Regions from separate parts of the Homo sapiens genome. Here region 2 is linked to region 1. A link is a loop called in an ENCODE intact Hi-C map of the cell type or tissue named here. Cell type or tissue: testis. All regions are shown on one strand. Each heading gives the region's core, and the rest is flanking DNA. Links, peaks and the distances in the headings are about the cores only.

The links. Peaks named below come from ENCODE experiments on the same cell type or tissue, not always from the same donor. Only the 100,000 strongest peaks of a DNase experiment are listed, where the experiment ranks them.
Region 2: a loop joins it to region 1, with 5 times the contacts of the local background. A loop is called at or near these places in 2 of 110 quality-filtered maps.

Annotation. Positions count from the first base shown.
Region 1 is chr11:55,400,201-55,410,665 of GRCh38, reverse strand. No RefSeq gene overlaps it. Among named protein-coding and RNA genes, the nearest start is that of OR4A15, 37 kb to the right of the region's middle. In testis, for the core only: no CTCF peak of the experiment used is centred there; no DNase peak of the experiment used is centred there.
Region 2 is chr11:55,338,687-55,349,151 of GRCh38, reverse strand. OR4A16 (olfactory receptor family 4 subfamily A member 16) reads right to left here and starts at 5,951. Exons shown (of 1, transcript NM_001005274.1): 1 at 4,965-5,951. The coding sequence starts at 5,951. The coding sequence ends at 4,965. In testis, for the core only: no CTCF peak of the experiment used is centred there; no DNase peak of the experiment used is centred there.

The DNA of each region.
Region 1 (10,465 bases), core at 1,719-9,718:
TCAGCAAGGTTGAAATGAAAGAAAAGATGTTAAGGGTAGCGAGAAAGAAAGGTCAGGTTATCCACAAACGGAAGCCTATCAGACTAACAGCAGATCTCTCAGCAGAAACCCTACAGCCCAGAAGAAAGTGGAGGCCAATATTCAGCATTCTTAAAGAAAAGAGAATTTCATATCCAGCCAAACTAAGCTTCATAAGTGAAGAGGAAATAAAATCCTTTACAGAAAAGCAAATGCTGAGAGACTCTTTACCACCAGGCCTGCCTTCCAAGAGCTCCTGAAGGAAGCACTAAACATGGAAAGGAAAACCCGGTACCAGCCATTGCAAAAACAAACCAAAATGTAAAGACCATGGACATTAGGAAGAAACTGCCTCAACTGATGGGCAAAATAATCAGCTAGCATCATAATGACAGGATCAAATTCAAACATAACAATATTAACCTTAAATGTAAATGGGCTAAATGCCCCAATTAAAAGACACAGACTTGAAATTGGATAGAGTCATGACCCATCAGTGTGCTGTATTCAGGAGACCCACCTCATGTGCAAAGGCACACATAGGCTCAAAATAAAGAAATGAAGGAATATTTACCAAGCAAATGGAAAGCAAAATAAAGCAGGGGTTGCAATCCGAGTGTCTGATAAAACAGAATTTAAATCAACAATGAGCAAAAAAGACAAAGAAGGCCATTACATAATTGTAAAGGGATCAATGCAATAAGAAGAGCTAACTATCCTAAATATATATGCATCCAATACAGGAGCACCCAGATTCATAAAGCAAGTTCTTAGAGAACTACAAAGAGACTTAGACTCCCACGCAATAATAATGGGAGACTTTAACACCCCATTGACAATATTAGACAGATAAACGAGACAAAAAAATAACAAGGATATTGAGGACTTGAACTCAGCTCTGGACCAAGCAGACCTAATAGACATCTACAGAACTCTTCACCCCAAATCAATAGAATATGCATTCTTCTCAGCACCACACCACAATTACTGTAAAACTGACCACATAATTGGAAGTAAAACACTCCTCAGCAAATGCAAAAAATGGAAATTATAACAGTGTCTCAGACAGCAGAGCAATCAAATTGGAATCCAGGATTAAGAAATTCATTCAAAATCACACAACTACGTGAAAACTGAACCACCTGCTTCTTATTGACTACTGGGTAAATCACAAAATTAAGACAGAAATGAACAAGTTCTTTGAAAACAATGAGAACAAAAACACAAATCACCAGACTCTCTGGGACACAGATAAAGTAGTGTTCAGAGGGAAATTATGGCACTAAGTGCCCACAAGAGAAAGCAGGAAAGATCTAAACTTGACACACTAAGATCACAATTAAAATAACTAGAGAAGCAATAGCAAACAAATTCAAAAGTTAGCAGAAGTCAAGTAATAATAACTAAGATCAAAGTAGAAATGAAGGAGATAGAGACATGAAAAACCTTTCAAAATATCAAGGAATCCAAGAGGTGTTTTTTTGAAAAGACTAACAAAATAGATAGACTGCTAGCCAGACTAATAAAGAAGAAAAGAGAGAAGAATCAAATAGACACAATAAAAAATGATTAAGGGGATATCACCACTGATCTCACAGAAATACGAACTACCATCAGAGAATACTATAAACACCTCTATGCAAATAATCTAGAAAATCTGAAGAAATGGATAAATTCCTGGACACAGACACCCTACCAAGATTAAACCAGGAGGTAGTTGAATCCCAGAATAGATGCATAACAAGTTCTGAAATTGAGGCAGTAATTACCAGCCTACCAACAACAACAAAAAAGCCCAGGTCCAGATGGATTCACAGTCAAATTCTACCAGAGGTACAAAGAGGAGCTGGTACCATTCCTTTGGAAACTATTCAAAATGATAGAAAAAATAGGGACTCCTCCCTAACTCATTTTATGAGGCCAGCATCACGCTGATACCAAAACCTGTCAGAGACATAAAAAAAAAAGAAAACTTCAGACCAATATCCCTGATGAATGTTGATGAAAAAAATCCTAAATAAAATACTGGAAAACCAAATCCAGCCACACATCAAAAAGTTTATCCACCACAATCAAGTCAGCTTTATCCCTGGGATGTGAGGCTTGTTTAACATACACAAATTAATAAATGTAATCCATCACACAAAGAGAATCAGTGACAAAAGCCACATGATTATCTCAATAGATGCAGAAAAGGCCTTTGATAAAATTCAATCCCCTTCATGCTAAAAACTCTCAATAAACTAAGTATTGATGGAACATATCTCAAAATAATAAGACCTATTTATGACAAACCCATAGCCAATATGTACTGAATGGGCAAAAGCTGGAAGCATTTCCTTTGAAAAATGGCACAAGACAATGAGGCTCTCTGTTACCACTCCTATTCAACATAGAATTGGAAGTTCTGTCCAGGGCAATCAGGCAAGAGAAAGAAATAAAGGATATTGAAATAGGAAGAGAGGAAGTCAAATTGTCTCTGTTGAAGATGACATGATTGTATATGTAGAAAACCTGATCATCTCAGCCCAAAAACTCCTTAAGCTGATAAGCAACTTCAGCAAAGTCTCAAGATACATAATCAATCTGCAAAAATCACAAGCATTCCTATACATCAATAACAGACAAGCAGAGAGCCAAATCATGAGTGAACTCCCATTCAAAATTGCTACAAAGTGAATAAAATACCTAGGAATGCAACATACAAGGGACATGAATGGCCTCTTCAAGGAGAACTACAAACCACTGCTCAAGGAAATAAGAGAGGACACAAACAAATGCTCATGGGTAAGAAGAATCTATATCCTGAAAATGGTCATACTGCCCCAAGTAATTGAGAGATTCAATGCTATTCCTATCAAGCTACCATTGATTTTCTTCACAGAATTAGAAAAAACTACTTTAAATTTCATATGAAACCAAAAAAGAGCCTGTATAGTCAACACAATCCTAAGCAAAAAGAACAAACCTGGAGGCATCACACTACCTGATTTCAAATTATACTGCAAGTCTACAGCAACGAAAATAGCATGGTACTGGTACCAAAACAGATATATAGACCAACAGAATAAAAGAGGAAAACCCCACACATCTAAAACCATCAGAAATATTCATGCCTCAGAAATAACACCATACATCTATAACCATCTGATCTTTGATAAATATGACAGAAACCAGAAATGGGGAAAAGATTCCTTATTTAATAAATACTGCTGGGAAAACTGGCTAGCCGTATGCAGAAAACTGAAACTGGACCCCTTCCTTACACCTTATAAAAAATTAACTCATGATGGCTTAAAGACTTAAAGGTAAAACCTAAAATTATAAAAACCCTAGAAGAAAACCTAGGCAATACCAATCAGGACATAGGTATGGGCAAAGACTTCATGACTGAAACACCAAAAACAATGGCAACAAAAGCCAAAATTGACAAATGGGATCTAATTAAACTCAAGAGCTTCTGCACAGCAAAAGAAACTACCATCAGAGTGAACAGGCAACCTACAGAATGGGAGAAAATTTTCACAACCTACTCATCTGACAAAGGGCTAATATCCACAATCTACAATGAACTCAAACAAATTTACAAGAAAAAAATGAACAACCCCATCAAAAAGTGGGCAAAGGATATGAACAGACACTTCTCAAAAGAAGACATTTATGCAACCAACAAACATGAAAAAAAGGTAATTATCAATGGTCATTAGAGAAATGCAAATCAAAACCACAATGAGATACCATCTCATGCCAGTTAGAATGGTGATCATTAAAAAGTCAGGAAACAACAGATATGGAGAGGATGTGGAGAAATAGGAACACTTTTACACAGTTGGTGGGAGTGTAGATTAGTTCATTCACTGTGGAAGACGGTGTGGTGATTCCTCAAGGATCTGGAACTAAAAATATCATTTGATCCATCAATCCCATTACTGGGTATATACCCAAAGGATTATAAATCATTCTATGATAGAGACACATGCACACATATGTTTATTGCAGAGCTATTTAAAATAGCAAAGACTTGGAACCAACCCAAATGCCCATTGATGATAGATTGAATAAAGAAAATGTAGTACATGTATATCATGGAATACTATGCAGCCATAAAAAAGAATGAGTTCATGTCCTTCGCAGGGACATGGATGAAGCTGGAAACCATCATTCTCAGCAAAATAACACAGCAACAGAAAACCAAACACTGCATGTTCTCACTCATAAGTGGGAGTTGAACAATGGGAACACATGGACACAAGGAGGGGAACATAACACACCAGGGCCTGTTGAGAGGTGGGTAACAAGGGGAGGTAGAGCATTAATATGAATACCTATGGCATGTGAGACTTAAAACTTAGATGATATGTTGATAGGTGCAGCAAACCACCATGGCACAGGTGTACCTATGTAACCTTCACATTCTTCACATGTACCCCAGAACTTAAAGTAAGAAACAATTTAAAAAAATTAAGAATAACTTACTGCCATAGAATTTACTGCAATGACCACATTTCCCATCACCTAGAAGCTATTGTCTAGATAGAACATTGGAATGGCCTCCAAAAGCGTTAGTCGTGGTGACACCTGAACATCCACCCTAAACACTTGGAATGCTTTCTTCTATATGTCTGACACACAGGATGTGCTCAGCGATTTTAGTCAACATAAACCTTGTGCCACATATATTTATGGGAGATTATTTTCACACTGATAAACATTCCCCCATGCAGCCTAATCAATGTCAATCTGCATTTCAATATCCACAAGATCCAGTTCCACATATTCCTATGATTGTCATTGTTTAAATTATCTGGATTTGCAATTTTAGCAGAATAAATTATTTTCTTATAGAAAAGGACCCTGTTTTCTACTTGCACTCTAATTATACCTGAAGCTAAATATTAATCTGGATGCAAAAAGGGATATCTCTGGGAAAGAGCATGAGACCTTTTTGAGGTAGATTTTGCACCTTTACAGATATTGAAGGTGCTATGATCTGAAGGCTCTCTACTAACAGCACATCCAACAGCTTAAATAAACTCTTCTTTCCTAAATGAAGGGCAGGGCATGTTCTCCTCAAGTACACCACAACATACACCTTATGACACTTGAATTTATATCTTTATATGAATTATCAGAATAGCTCCTTTAGGATTCTCTTACTTGAGAACTCAAAGAGAAAGGTTTGAGGACAAACTATGTCTCTTACCACTGCAGCTGATCTCAAGAGTTGCAACTGCTATTTACCTTCTTCTTCCTTACCAAATTTTTTTCCCCCTTCATCTTCTGCTAGCATTGCTACTGATCTCATAACTTATTTAGCGGAATAGTCCAGACTTTCATCCTAAAAACATCTCATCCCTGTTCATTATACCCATTCAGGAATGGACATCTGCACTTTCTCATTTATTACCACCATTGGAAAACGGAATGGTAAGATGTGCTCAACTTAGTAACCTGGAAGACAAAAGTATTATATCTTGCAACCATTGTGTTATAACACTTCCATTCCACATCATAATAAGGTCAATTACCTCTGCCACAGTTGTGGGAAGAGCCCTCTCTAAATCACTACAAATAGCAATCCTTCTTGTCATAGGAAAGCCAGATTTAATCCAATATTGTAATTCATGGGTCAAAATAAATAATAATAGGGCTCCTTAAAAACATAATTTATCCATTTTATCAACTAACCTTAAGTATTTTCATGACATTGAAAAGTGCGATTATTCCAGCCAATCAATAAATTTTCTTATATTTCAAAAGAAGTTGAATTGAGTTTCCCATCATTTGAACCAAAAACATGCAAACTGAAACAGCTGCATTTTATTTATTTTTTATTTTTTATCTTTTGAGGTGGAGTCTTGCTCTGTTACCAGGTTGGAGTACAGTGGTGTGATCTTGGCTTACTGCAACTTCTGCCTCATGGGTTCAAGTGATTCTCCTGTCTCAGCATCCAGAGTAGCTGGCATTACAGTCATGCATGACCACACACCCAGCTAATTTTTGTATTTTTAGTAGAGACAGGATTTTGCCATGTTTGCCAGGCTGATCTTGAACTCCTGACCTCAGGTGATCTGCCCGCATCAGCCTCCCAGTATTCAGATTGGTTCATTATCCTTTCAAAATTTAATTGCAAATTTTATATTTTGGGTTTCCAGATCAACTTTTAAAATTAAAACAATATCCAGATTCATTTGCTTTTACGTGGAAAGAAATGCAACATATGTTTGCCATTTTTCCTCAAAGATATATACGTAGTATAATGCCATAATTAGGTGAAATGAAATTTAGACATGAACATAATAAAATAATTCATTACCTTGATAACATTGTAATAGTTTCTCCCTCAGAAGAAGCAATGTGGAAGAATACAGGGACTATGGTAAATATTAGTAGTCTAATGTTCTTGATTGGTCTAGTCAAAAGATAGAGCTTAGACTAATCATGCAAGATTCTGGAAACAACATGGTCTGGGCCATCAGAGATATTTCACAAACCTTAGCAATTATACCACTAGATCTTCCACATCCTAGTAATAAAAAAAAATGACAAGGGTTCCAGAAAATTCATAATGGGAAGTTACTCATGCAGTGCCATTAGACCCAAGAACCGAATGCAGTCATTTTTGAAAGTGTATATATATGAACATATGCAGACTGAAGACTCTAGCAGAAACCTACTCCTGCCACCCTGTGATGATTATTGGGATTTGGGATTCAATAATTCCTGATAGCTTGTCCAGAGGAAGCCCATTGGATAGGCAGCTACTGAGAAGTTATTGGGCTTTCACAGAGACACAATTTAATGTCATTAATGGCTTAGCATAACAAAATATCTTAATAAAATGGAAATAGTATGTACAGAAACATATTTTAGGAGATGACTCTAGGAAGTATATCATATTCATAAGCATAACTTTCGGAAGAAAAGAAACCTCTCACAGAGGTTTCCACTCCTGTTGCTCAGGCAATTATACATTTCCTACCACAGAAAAACAGAATACTGAATTTCCCAATGGGATTTCCTAAATTGTGAGGTATGATTATTATGAAAATCTGTTGAAATTCTCATTCTGAATGGTAAAACCTTTGTCAAAGTAGGCAAAATTAATTCCTTTGAAAGACTATACATATACATATATAAAACATATATACACTATACATATATATTATATATATACTATACATATATTATATATATACTATACATATATATTATATATATGTATTATATATATGTATTATATATATGTATTTTATATATATATATATATATATATATGCAGCATATCCTTCATTGTGTGCAGCATTTGGTTCTTGCTCTCAGAGCAATGTCTGTGCATTTTCAGACTCCTGTATGGTAACTTCACCATTTGATCAGGCAGACAAGTCTCTGATGAATGGATGACGAAGAATTTTAGCAATAGAGAATGCTATTATGGAAGGTCATACAAGTATTCTAAGGGAAGTTTAAAGTGGGCATAGGATCCACCAAAGAACCCAGGTTTTGACTCAAAAAAGAAAGAGAAACCCACTGGCCTAGGATTTAGAGGTGGTAGCCACTTGGGTATATGCATGGATGACATATAATGATGAGCAGAATAATGACGTAGCCCACTAAGTCAACCAAAATGTGGTGAAGAAAAAAGTTCTGTAACAGTTTGAGGAGTATATGCTAGGGTCAAATATGACAACACAGTTTGTTGTCTATTTTAAAGGACCATTAGACATAGATCCTAGTGGTTTCAAATTAATTTATCCTTAAATAGATTTTTTTTTTTTTTTACCATTTTGGATTTCACCTAGTCTATGACCTAAGCCACAAATGACAACACTGTCAACCTACAGAAACACTACGTTCTAACAATTTGCCCACTCAATTACATCTCATTGATTTAAGGCACAGATTTCCACAAGGCACATGGACATAAATAGCCTAAGAAATACATCACATGGACACACTATACCCCTTAAAACTGACATAATAATGGCTTAATAAAAGCCGAAACTAGGCTCATAAGAATAATAAATTATTGGAAGAAAAAAATCTAGCAGATGGGAAAAGAGCATATAGATGGGTAATTACTCCTAGGGAGGACATGATTACTATTTTCCCATGAGATTATCTTAACTCTTGAGAATAGAACTCTTAACTCTTTCACTCATATATGACATGGAGTTATGGCCAGGAAGAGGTACTAGACCACTTTTCGCATGAATGGGAGAACTTAACTGAATTCCTTTAATACTCTGATTCAGAATTATATTATTTGTAGGAAACGCAAAATGCAACAAAAGGCTCTGTTAATAACATTGTATAAGAACAAATCAGAATTATAAATGCATGAAGAAGATAAAGGATAAAGAAGGAAAAGGAGTTGTCCAAATGATAAAAAAAAAAGATATGGTTTGGATCTGTGTCCCCACCCAAATCTCATGTTAAAATGTAATTCCGAGTGCTGGAGGTAGGGCCTGCTGGGAGGTGACTGGATTATTGCGGAATTTCCTCGTGGTTTAACACCGTCCCTTTTTGGTACTGTCATAACAATTGTGGGTTCTCATGGGATCTGGTTATTTAAAAGTGTGTGGCAGTTCCCTTTACTGCTCCTGCACCTGCCATGTAAGATGTGCCTGCTCCCACTTTGCCTTCCACATTGATTTTAAATTTACTGAGGCCTCCCCAGAACTGAGGAGATGCCAGCATCATGCTTTCAGTTACAGCCTGTGGAGCAATGAGCCAATTAAAACTCTTTTCTTCATAAATTACAGAATCTCTCTGATATTTCTTTATAGCAATGCAAGAGTGGGCTAATACAATAATTAGTACTGAAGAGTGAAGCATATCTATAAAGATACCTGAAAATGTGGAAGCAGCTTTGAAACTGGGTAACAGGCAGAGGTTGGAAGAATGTAGAGGGCTCAGAAGAAAGGAAGGTGAAAGAAAATTTTGAACTTCCTAGAGAATTTTTGAATGGCTCTGACCAAAATGCTGATAGTGAAGTGGACAGTAAAGTCTAGAGTGAGGAGATCTCGGACAGAAATAAAAAACTTAATGGGAACTGGAGTGGAAGTCACTTTTGCTGAGCTACAGAAAAGTCTGGCTGCATTTTGTCCCTGCTCTAAGGATCTGTCAAACTTTGAACTTGAGAATGATGATTTAGGGTATCTGGCAGAAGAAATTTCTAAGCAGGAAAGCATTCAAGATTTAGCCTGGCTCCTTCTATTAGCCTGGCTGCTTCTAATAACCTAAGCTCATATAAAAGAGCAAAGAAATGATCTGAAAATGGAACATATTTAAATGGGAGCAGAGTGTAAAAGTTTGAAAAATTTGCAGCCTGGCCATGTGAAAGAAAAGAAAAGCCCGTTTTCAGGGAAGAAATTCAAGCTGGCTGCAGAAATTTGCATAAGAGTAGCCAAGTGCTAAGCTCCAAGACAATGAGGAAAAACCCTCAAAGGCATTTCACAGACCTTTTCAACAGGACTTCCCATCACAGAACTGGAGATCTAGGAGAACTGAACAATTTTCTGAGCCAGAGCCAGGGCCCTACTGCCCTGAGCAGTCTTGGAAAACTGCTGTTTGCATCCCAGCCATTCCAGGTCCAGCCATAACTAAAAGGGGCCAAGGTACAGCTCAGGCCACTGCTTCAGAGGATGAAAGCTGTGAGCATAGAAGGCTTCCAGGTGTTTGTAAACCTACAGGTGCACAGAATGCAATGGATGAGGCTTGGAAGCTGCCACTTAGGATTCAGAAGATCTATCAAACAGCATGGATGCCCAAAGAGAAGCCTGCTGCAGGGGTGGAGCTCTCACAGAGAACTTCTATTCAGGCAGTGTGGAGGGGAAATGTGGGGTTGGAGACCATACACAGAGTACCCACTGGGGCACTGCCTAGTGGAGCTGTGAGAAGAGGACTACCATTCTCCAGACCCCAAAATGGTTGCTCCCCCAGCAGCTTGCTCTCTGTACCTAGAAAAGCCACAGTCATCCAGGAGCAACACCCAACCTAAGAGCAACTTTGGGGGCTGAACCTTCAAAGCCACATGGGTGGAGCTACCCATTGCCTTGGAAGCCTACACATTGCACGAATATGCCCTGGTTGTGAGGCATGGAGTCAAAAGAAATTATTTTGGAGCTTTAAGATTTAATGACTGCCTTGTTAGATTGCAGACTTACATGGGGCCTGTAACCCCTTTCTTTTGGCTGATTTCTCCACTTTGGAATGAAAGTATTTACCCAATTCCTGTAACTTCTTTGTATCCTGTAAGTTACTAGCTTGCTTTTGATTTTACAGACTTAGGTGGAAGGGACTAGCCTTGTCTCAGAGAAGCCTGGGCTGTGGACTTTTCAGTTAATGCTGGAATGGGTTAGCACTTTGGGGAACTGATTGTATTTTGAAATGTGAGAAAATGTGAGAGAAAGGTGAGAAGAGCATGAGGTTTTGGAGGGGTCAG
Region 2 (10,465 bases), core at 475-8,474, 60 kb after region 1:
AAATTTCTGCAGCTGGTTTAAATTTCTTCTTGGAAAATGGAATTTTCTTTTCTATCACTATTGTATAGTAAGGCTGCAAATTTCTTTTCTATCACTATTGTAAGGCTGCAAATTTTCCAAACTTTTATGCTCTGCTTCCCTTATAAAACTATTGCTTTCAATAGCACCGAAGTCACGCTTTGAATGCTTTGCAGATTAAAAATTTCTTCTGCCAGATACCATAAATCATCTCTCTCAAGTTCACAGTTCCACAGAACTCTAGGGCAGGGGCAAAATGCCACCAGTGTCTTTGCTAAAATGTAACAAGAGTCACCTTTGCTCCAGTTCCCAAGAAGTTCCTCATCTCCATCTGAGACCACCTCAGCCTGGATTTCATTGTCTACACCATTATCAGCATCTTGGTCAAAGCCATTCAACAAGTCTCTAGAGAGTTTTAAACTTTCCCATGTTTTTCTGTCTTTTTCTGAGCCCTCCAAACTGTCCCAACCTCTTCCTGTTACCCAGTTCCAAAGTCGCTTCCTTATTTTCGGGTATCTTTTCAGCAGTGCCCCACTCTCGGTACCAATTTACTGTATTAGTTTATTTTCACACTGCTGATAAAGATGTACCCAAGACTGGGCAATTTACAAAAGAAAGAGGTTTAATAGACTTACAGTTCCACATAACTATGGAGGCCTCCCAGTCATGGCAAAAGGCAACTAGGAACAAGAGATGTCTTATATGAATGGCAGCAGACAAGCTTTCTGACAGCTTGTGCAGGGAAAGTCCTCTTTATAAAACCATCAGATCTCATGAGACTTACTCACCATCATGGGAACAGCAGGAGAGAGACTTGCCCCCATGATTCAATTACCTTCCACCAGGTCCCTCCTACAACACGTGGGAATTCAAGATGAGATCTGAGTAGGGACACAGCCAAACCATATCAGATTTGAGTAAGCATTTCTCTAAACATGACATAAAAATGACCAATATGTGTATAAAAATGCTCAAAATCACTAATCATCAGAGGAATGCAAAATAAAACCACAATTAAATGTTATCTCACACCTATTAGACTGGCTATTATCAAAAAGACAAATGACAACAAGTGTTGGTGAGGATGTGGAGAACAGAGAACCCTTGCACACTGTTACTAGTAATGTAAATTAGTACAGCTATTATGGAAAACAGCATGAAGCGTTCTCAAAAATTAAAGCTATCATATGACCCAGCCATCCCATTGCTAGGTATATATTATTTTTTAAAAAGAAAATCAGTATGGTGGGTGCACTGGTTCACACCTGTAATTCCAGCACTCTAGGGGGCTGTGGCAGGTGGATCACTTGAGGTCAGGTGTTCGAGATCAGCCTGGCCAACTTGGCCAAATTCCATCTTTACTAAAAATGCAAACAAAAATTAGTCAAGTGTGCTGCTACATGCCTGTAATCCCAGCTACATGGGAGGCTGAAGCAGGAGCATTGTTTGAACCCAGGAGGCAGAGGTTGCAGTGAGTTGAGGTCACGCCATTGCACACCAGCCTGGATGGCAAGAGTGAAACTCAGTCTCAAATTAAAAACAAAGAAAAATTAAATTAAAAACTCAGTCTCAAATTAAAAACTGAGAAAAATAAAGAAAATCAGTATGTCAAAGAGATATCTGCACAACTACATTCATTGCAGCATTATTCACAATAGCCAAGATACAGAATCAACTGAAGTGCCCACCGGTGGATGAATGGATAAAGAAAATGTGGTACATATACACAATGAATACTATTTAGCATTTAAAAGGAAGGAAATCTTGTCATTTGTGGCAATGTGGATGAAACTGGAGGACATTGCATTAAGCTATAACCCAGGCATAGGAAGACAAATATCACATAATCTCACTTATATGTGAAATCCAAAAAAGTTGAACTCATAACAGTAGAAAGTAGAATAGTGGTTACCAGGCGTGTTGGGGAGATTTTGGTCAAAGAATACACAATTTCAATTGTATAGAAGGAATAAATTCAAGAGATCTATTGTACAACATGGTGACTATAGTTAGTAACAACCTATTCTTGAAAATTGCTAAGACAGTAGATTTTAAGTGTTTTCATCACAAAAATATGATGACTATGTAAGGCAATGCATATGCTAAATAGCTCAATTTAATCCTTCCCCAATGTATACATGTTTTAAGACAACATATTGTATATAATAAATACATGCAATTTTTATTTGTTTAATAAATAAAGAAAAAATGAAATCATGAGGCTTTTATTCATCAAATGAAATGAGAAGTATAAAAAAGGAAATCACAAACTGAGAAAATGTTTGCAATACATATAAACAATAAGGATTCAATACACAGGTTTCCTAAAGAAGTCCAATAAATTAAAAATAATAGAAAACAACCAGTAGAAAAGTTGGTAAGATACATAAATACACATTTCATAGAAAATTAGAAAAAAATGAGATTCAATAAACACGTTAAGAATATACTCAACTTCAGTGGCAATAAAGACTGCAAATTAAAACCACAATGAACTTACAGCCTTAAAGCTATTACATTAGGAAAAATTATCAAACATCTCACTATAGTGAGGTGTTGGTAAGGATGTAGAGCAATGGAACTGTTATGCACTGTTGGTAGAAGTAACTTAACTGGTTAAGGAGGTGATTAATAATACATTAGGAAAAAAATGCAGTAATCTGTAAAAGTGTATAAGCATTATTTTTAACACAAAATAATTTTTTCAGGATGTCCATAGCTGCATATTGTGCAACATGAATTAAAAAAAAAACATAAACACTGCAAATGGCCTCTGATTGAACCAATGCATAATTGGTGGTATATTCACACATGGAATAATATACAGCACGGAAAATTAAGAGACTAAAGCAACATACAGTAATATAATCAAATCTTAGAATGTTTACATTGTGAAAGAAAGTAAAATTCAGAAAACTATGGATAATACAATTTTAATAAAGGCAAGGAATATGAAAATCTAAACAATACCTTTTAAGGAAAAGTACATATGTAATTAAACTATTTTAACTATGATTAACAAAAACTTTAGTGTTTGGTTTATCCCTGGGGAGAAAAAGAGGAATGGCATCAGCGTGGTAGACACAGGTAGTTTCAATTACATTGATAATATTCTGAATTTCACATATCATTTGATGTGCATACAAATTATAAAATTTTCAAGTAATTTAAGTTATAAAATATGTTTTCATTTAGAAAAGTAAATTCTTGTACATGAGATCTCTAGACTTGCTCATTTTTCATTTCTTCTTCTGTTACATTATATCCTCTGACTAATATACAGCATGAGGACAATAGGTAATAAAATTTTACTGTATTTGGTATTCATGCTAAAAGAGTAGATGTTATCTGCTTTTCCACAAAAAGTGAGTATTTTAGATGATGCATATATTAATTTGCTTCACAATAGTAACCTTTTTACTCTCTACATGTATCCCGTAACATCATGTTGTATATTCAACATACAAAAAAATTTATTTTAAAAAACTAACTCTTACAAAGCATAGATAGTGTTCTATATTATAATGAAAACAATTCAATCTTCTTGTTTTCTGATGTCCTAAGGTGGCTGCACACTGAGAAAAACTTGTTTTTTATCATGAAATTGAAAACCAAAATTTTGCTTACACAACAAATCTATTTAAGTCTATTAGCAGTTTAAATACAACATTTAGAAAACATGTTGCTTATGCTAAATAACACTTTTCCTTATCCATATTTTCAGCATCATGAATATAAGAAGCTTTGCCTTTTCTTCAGAGAGTGGCAAAAAAGCACATGAGAACAAGCAAGGAAAATCATAAAAATGTGTTTATAACTTGAATTAGTATGATTCTAAAAACTAAAGTATTTTTTTCCTGCAGTAAAGAACTAGCATCTGTTTTCATCATTATCTACATTCCATCTTACAAAATTGTTCACTAAGAGTGCCTTTTTAAATTTTTATTTATTTTTTATTTTTTTTTCACGGTTCCTTTCTCTTTATTTATTTATTTATTTATCTATTTATTTATTTTTTATTATTCTACTTTAAGTTTTAGGGTACATGTGCACATTGTGCAGGTTAGTTACATATGTATACATGTGCCATGCTGGTGTGCTGCACCCACTAACTCATCATCTAGCATTAGGTATATCTCCCAATGCTATCCCTCCCCCCTGATGGAGTCTCACTCTGTCACACAGGCTGAAGTGCCATGGCACAATCTTGCCCCACTGAAAGCTCCACCTCCCGGGTTCAAGCAGTTCTCTGCCTCAGCCTCCCAAATAGCTGGGATTACAGATGCCTGCCACCAATCCCCAGTAATTTTTGTATTTTTAGTACAGATGGGGTTTCACCATCGTGGCTGGGCTGGTCTTGAACTCCTGACCTTGTGATCCACCTGCCTCGGCCTCCCAAAGTCCTACGATTGCAAGTGTGAGCCACTGCACCTAGCCAATCCTGTCTTTCATTAAAGACAATATCATCTGTCATCCAAATATCCTGAACTGGAAATGCATAGACATGACTTGCGGAATGGAAGCAACCTTAAAACAAAATTAATAACACAGAAAGCTGCTTTACTAATAGAATAATAAAAAAATAAGATTTAAAAACAACTCTCTTTTCCCCAGAAATCTGTTTTAAGTATTAGCCAAATTGCTTTCTCATGAATTTGGGTAAAAGTACATCTACAGAAGTGGCTTGTGTTTTCTCTTTTGAAAATAATCAATAACTTTAAGTCCTAATTCAATATAAACTGAGAAAAATAAAGTTACAAGGTGAGCTTGGTTTTATTTTTACTTGTACCAAGACCTTTTATTCAGTACCTGTGATTTTATTCATTCTCCAAATTTCTCTTTAGATTTATTCTAGTCTCAGTGGATAATTTATACTACTTTTCTGATGGCTTTATGTAGATAGAGAGAAGCATCCCTACAGAATCTGTTGAATTGACTGCAGTATTTTACCGCCTATTTGTTGCCTTAGAACTAGGAATAAATATGTTCAGTGTGGGAGATACTCTTTTTCTAACTATACTTAACTTTTCACACCAGAGATTTTTCATAGCATTTTTCATCTCTGATTGTCTCAACGAGTATATTAAAGGATTCAACATGAGTGTGATAATTGAATAAAACACAGTCATTAATTTATCAAAGGGAAAGTTGGAAACGGGTCTAACATACATAAAAATACAGGGAACAAAAACGAGGGCAACCACAATGATGTGGGAGATGCAGGTAGGCAGGGCTTTATGCCTCTCTTCCTGACTGTAAGTTTTAAGGAAGTTTAGGATGACTCCACAGGAGATTAGCAGAAAGGTAAAGATGACCATACAAATTATTCCACCATTGGCAACCACAGTGAGTCCTATAAAGTAGGTGTCAAGGCACAACAGTTCCAACAATGGGTACATGTCACAGACAGAGTGGTCAATAACATTGGGGCCACAGATTGGTAGACTGTACAGAAAGACAATTTGAACCACAGAGTGCACAAAACCTCCAATCATGGCCACCACCAACAGAAGGATGCAAACCAGTCGATTCATGATGTTCAAATAGTGCAGCGGCTTAGAGATAGCCACATAGCGATCATAGGCCATCACCACCAAAAGGAAGACCTCTGCACCACCAAGTAAGTGTTCTATGAAGAGCTGACCCATGCAAGCTGACAAGGAAATAGCGATTTTATCACAGAGTAAGTCTATCATCAATTTGGGTGACATGGCAGTGGAATATATGGCATCCATAAGTGACAAGTAGGCAAGGAAGAAGTACATTAGGGAGCCCAAGGAGGGGCTGCCAATAGTAGTCACCCAAATGAGGAGGTTTCCCACCATTGTCACAATGTATATGAGTAAAAACATGACAAATAATGTTTTTTTCACATCAGGATCTTGAGTGAGGCCCAGGAGGACAAATTCTGTAACATTGCTGCTTGGTCTCATTTACTCTTCTTTCAAGCTTATATCAGAAATGAGAGCTCAGGAGAACAGGGACTGTAATGAAATAGTGAACAGAAAAATAAATACATCCATTATGTCACAGAGCACATCTACATCGTTATATCTTCCACGGCCATTTATACTCAATAAACGTTTACTAAGTCTCTATTGAGTTCCTCATCCAAACTGTCCAATAGGCCTTCCCTTGAAAATTCTATATCCCTCAGAAGATTTTGTTTTCAGCCAACAGATAAATGATCTAACTCTAAGTCTTAGTGGGTATTCTGTACAGGAAAATAGTTAAAAGTGCAACTATCATTCATACTTTAATAACTTCTTATTTAAAACATATTACTTTTTTGCACCCCAATCAGCTTTGATGGACAGGAAACAGTCTCCCACTCTCAAGAAACTTACTCTTATAAACTTGTTATGAGTTAATGAGCGCAGCACACCAACATGGCACATGTATACATATGTAACTAACCTGCACGTTGTGCACATGTACCCTAAAACTTAAAGTATAATAAAAAAAGTTATAAACTTGCAATAACTAAATTAGCATAGACTCAGTCCTTCACATTTGTAGTAGTTGCAGGGACTTTACAATATGACCTGTGTAGCAACAAAATTAACCATCTTCTGAAATATCTCACATAGTACTATAACATTCCACTGTTAAACATTCAGACCTCCATGTCTCAAAAAAATAAACAGTTTTCTTTAATCTCTCATTAAATTTCAAGATACTGGACTTTTACCAGTATAAATAACCACAAAATCTCTGACTGTTCGAGTTCTAGGGAGTTTCCATTACATCCTTGCCTATACCACAATTCCAAACACATTTACTATTCTAATTTCAGCATAGTTTTAAACTGAACTAAACTAACTCATCCCTGTCACCAGCTATTACATCAGCAACTAGAGGGTTTTTTTGTTTGCTTTTTTGGCAGAACTCATACAGTGAACTGGATAGTGAGAGAGGAGAAAATATACAATGAAAAGAGAGGTAAAAAATGGTGAAACATAGTTTTATTTATAATGTTGTTCAGGTACTAAGAGTGCTCAAAAATACAACCTCAGCATCCAGACTAAAAACAAAAAAATACTGAAGGATAAATTCCAAGTTCAATGTAAGAAAGCATGGGTTGAGTCATTTTCTTTCCTTCTTTTTTTGAGATGGAGTCTCACTCTGTCATCCAGGCTGGAGTGCAGTGGTATGATCTTGGCTCATTGCAACCTCCACCTCGTGGGTTCAAGTGATTTTCCTGCCTCAGCCTCCTGAGTAGCTAGGACTACAGGTGCGTGCCACCACACTCAGCTAATTTTTGTATCTTTAACAGAGACAGGGTTTCATCATGTTAGTCAGGATGGTCTTGATCTCCTGACCTTGTGATATGGGAGTGACAGTAAATATCAGTGTCTAGTGTGATTCATCAGTCTAGCCAAAATACAGAGTTTGAAGTAATAAGGCAAGTTCCTTGGAACAACTTGGTCCATGACCAACAGAGACATTTTAGAAACATTACCAAATATAACATCTCTTTCACATCCTAGTAACACAAAGAAGTAACAATAACTCTGGGAGATTTATAATGGGAAGTTACTCACACAATGCCATGGAAACCCAATAACCTTAATGCCCAGTTGTTTTCAGAAGTGTCTACTATGGGAAGTTATGCACACTGGAGACTCCCACAGAAGCCTAATTCTGCCACCCTAGGATGAAAACTGGCATTTTGGATTCAATATTCCTAATACACTGGCCAGATGAGGGCAATTTGAAAGACAACTACTGAGAAGTGCTTGAACTTTCACAGAGACACAGATTAATTCATTATGAGTGTCCTCGATGTCATGGTGACATTAGAGGGCCAGTTAAAAAAGCATAGCATGGCATGACAACGTTTCTTAATAAAATTGAAAGAGCATATGTAGAAATGTTCAAGGGGGTGGCTCTGATAAATATATCATATTTATAAGTATAAATTTCAGAACAAATAGAACCTCTGACAGAGGTTTTCATTCCTGCTAATCACTGGTATGAATGCAATTATCCTTTTCCTGATAAAGAAAAACAAGATATTTAATTTCCTAATGGAGATTTTCAAACGAAAGGGTATGATTCATATGGAAATCTGCTGAAATTCTCCCTCTGAATAGTAGAAATTTGGTTCAAGAAGGTAAAGTTAAGTCCTCTGAATGACCATATGTATGAGCAGCATAAACTTTAGTTCATGGAGCATTTGGTTCTCACTCTCAGAGCAATGTCTGAATATTTCCTGACACCTGTGGTGTAACCACACCATTTGGTCAGGTAGACAAGCCTCTGGTCTACCTGACCAAATGGTGTGGTTACACCACAGGTGTCAGGAAATATTCAGACATTGCTCTGAGAGTGAGAACCAAATGCTCCATGAACTAAAGTTTTTGCTGCTCATACATATGGTTGATCAAGAAATCCAGCAACAGAGGATGCTATTGTGGAAGCCACATTAGGATTCTAAGGGAAGATTAAACTGAGTGCTATAGGTCTTTAAGGAACCTAGGTTTTGATTCTTTTAAAAAAAGAATAGAAAGTCTTTGTCCCTGCATTTTCAGTGGCCATTTGGATATATGAGATGAATGACACATAATGATGGGAAGAATAGTGACATACTCCACTAAGTCAACCAAAACCAGTAATATCATAAAGACTCAGGTGTTTTATCAATAGCAGAAACACTGTTTAAATAGGATTAAAGAGTACTTGCTAGTGCCAAGAACCAAAACAGAGCTTTTAGGGTTATTACAAAGGATCAATAGCCATAGCTCCTAGTGATGTCAAATGGGTTTATCATGATTAGACTTTTAATGACACTTTGAGATTCACTTAGCCTGTAATCCAAGCCACAAATGAAAACACCATCTGGCTAGTGAAACAATACATGGACTACCAATTTGATCCCCAAATCTCATTGAATCAAAGCACAAATTTTCTCATGGCCAGTGGACATAAATGAGCTAAGAAGTACATCACATAAGCCGGTAGCAGTGGCTCACGCCTGTAATCGACAACACTTTGGGAGGCCAAGGTGGGCAGATCACCTGAGGTCAGCAGTTTGAGACCAGCCTGACCGACATGGTGAAAACCAGCCTCTACTAAAAATACAAAAATTAGCTGGGTGTGGTCTTACATGCCTATAATCCCAGCTACTTGGGAGGCTGAGGCAGGAGAATACCTTGAACCCGGGAGGCAGAAGTTGCAATGAGCCAGGATCATTCCACTGCATCCCAGCCTGGACGACACAGTGAGACTCTGTCTCAAAAGAAACAAACAAAAAAGTACCTCAAATGGACATATTATACCCCTTACAAACCATATAATAATGGCTTTTTTAAAAGATGAGTTGGAATTAAATAGGTAATAGTTTAAAGGAAAAATCGTGTCAGATGTAAAAGGAGCACACAAATGGGTGATAGCACCTAGAATGGACACTCTTATTCTTTACGCATGACATTATTTTGTTTCCAGAGAATAAAACTCCAGTTTCTCTCATATGTGACATGAAGTCAGCTAATGCTAGGAAAGGACGATGAACCCCTTCTCACTAGAATGGGAGAACTACACTGAAGTTATTTAATGCTCTGTTTGAGAATTGTATTATTTGTAGGAAAGATACAAGGCTGTAAATGCTTCTGTTGATACAACTGCATAAAAACAAATTATAACTATAAAAACGTGAAGATCATAAAAGATAAAGAGAGTAGCCCTATTGATAAAGGATGTCAAAAAGTGTTATTGTATAATCCTTAATTCTGGAATGTTGACATTAATGCTGAGACATGGACCGTATTGAGTTTCAACAGAAAGCTGAAAATTTACTACATCACCCTACTAGGGCAGAAATTGAACTTCAAACTCTTTTCCAAAACCCCGTGTACTAGCAAATTGCTGGAATTTCCTCTCACTCTCAATCTTTTACCTTTTTTGTGTTAGGGGAGATCTAAATGTGGTCTCAAACTGCCATATGAAATTCAGTAATTAGCTCAGTACTTGAGAGATGAGAAATGTAACAGCCATCAGACCTGTATTATGCAAAATGCAAAAAAAAGTTCCTCAGGCTGAAAAACACAATATTATATAAAAATTATAATTTATAGAAAAGAATTCAGAAAGTGGATATAATACATAGGGAGAGGGCAGTGGTTCTCCCAGCACGGTGTTTGAGCTCTGAGAATGGACAGACTGCCTCCTCAAGTGTGTCCCTGACCCCCATGTAGCCTAACTGGGAGACACCTCCCAGTAGGGGCTGACTGACACCTCGTACAGGTGGGTGCCCCTCTGGGATGAAGCTTCCAGAGGAAGGATCAGGCAGCAATGTTTCCTGTTCTGCAATATTTGCTGTTCTGCAGCCTCTGCTGGTGATATCTACGCAAACAGGGTCTGGAGTGGACCACCAGGAAAGTCCAACAGACCTGTAGCTGAGGGCCCTGACTGTTACATGGAAAACTAACAAACAGAAAGGAATACC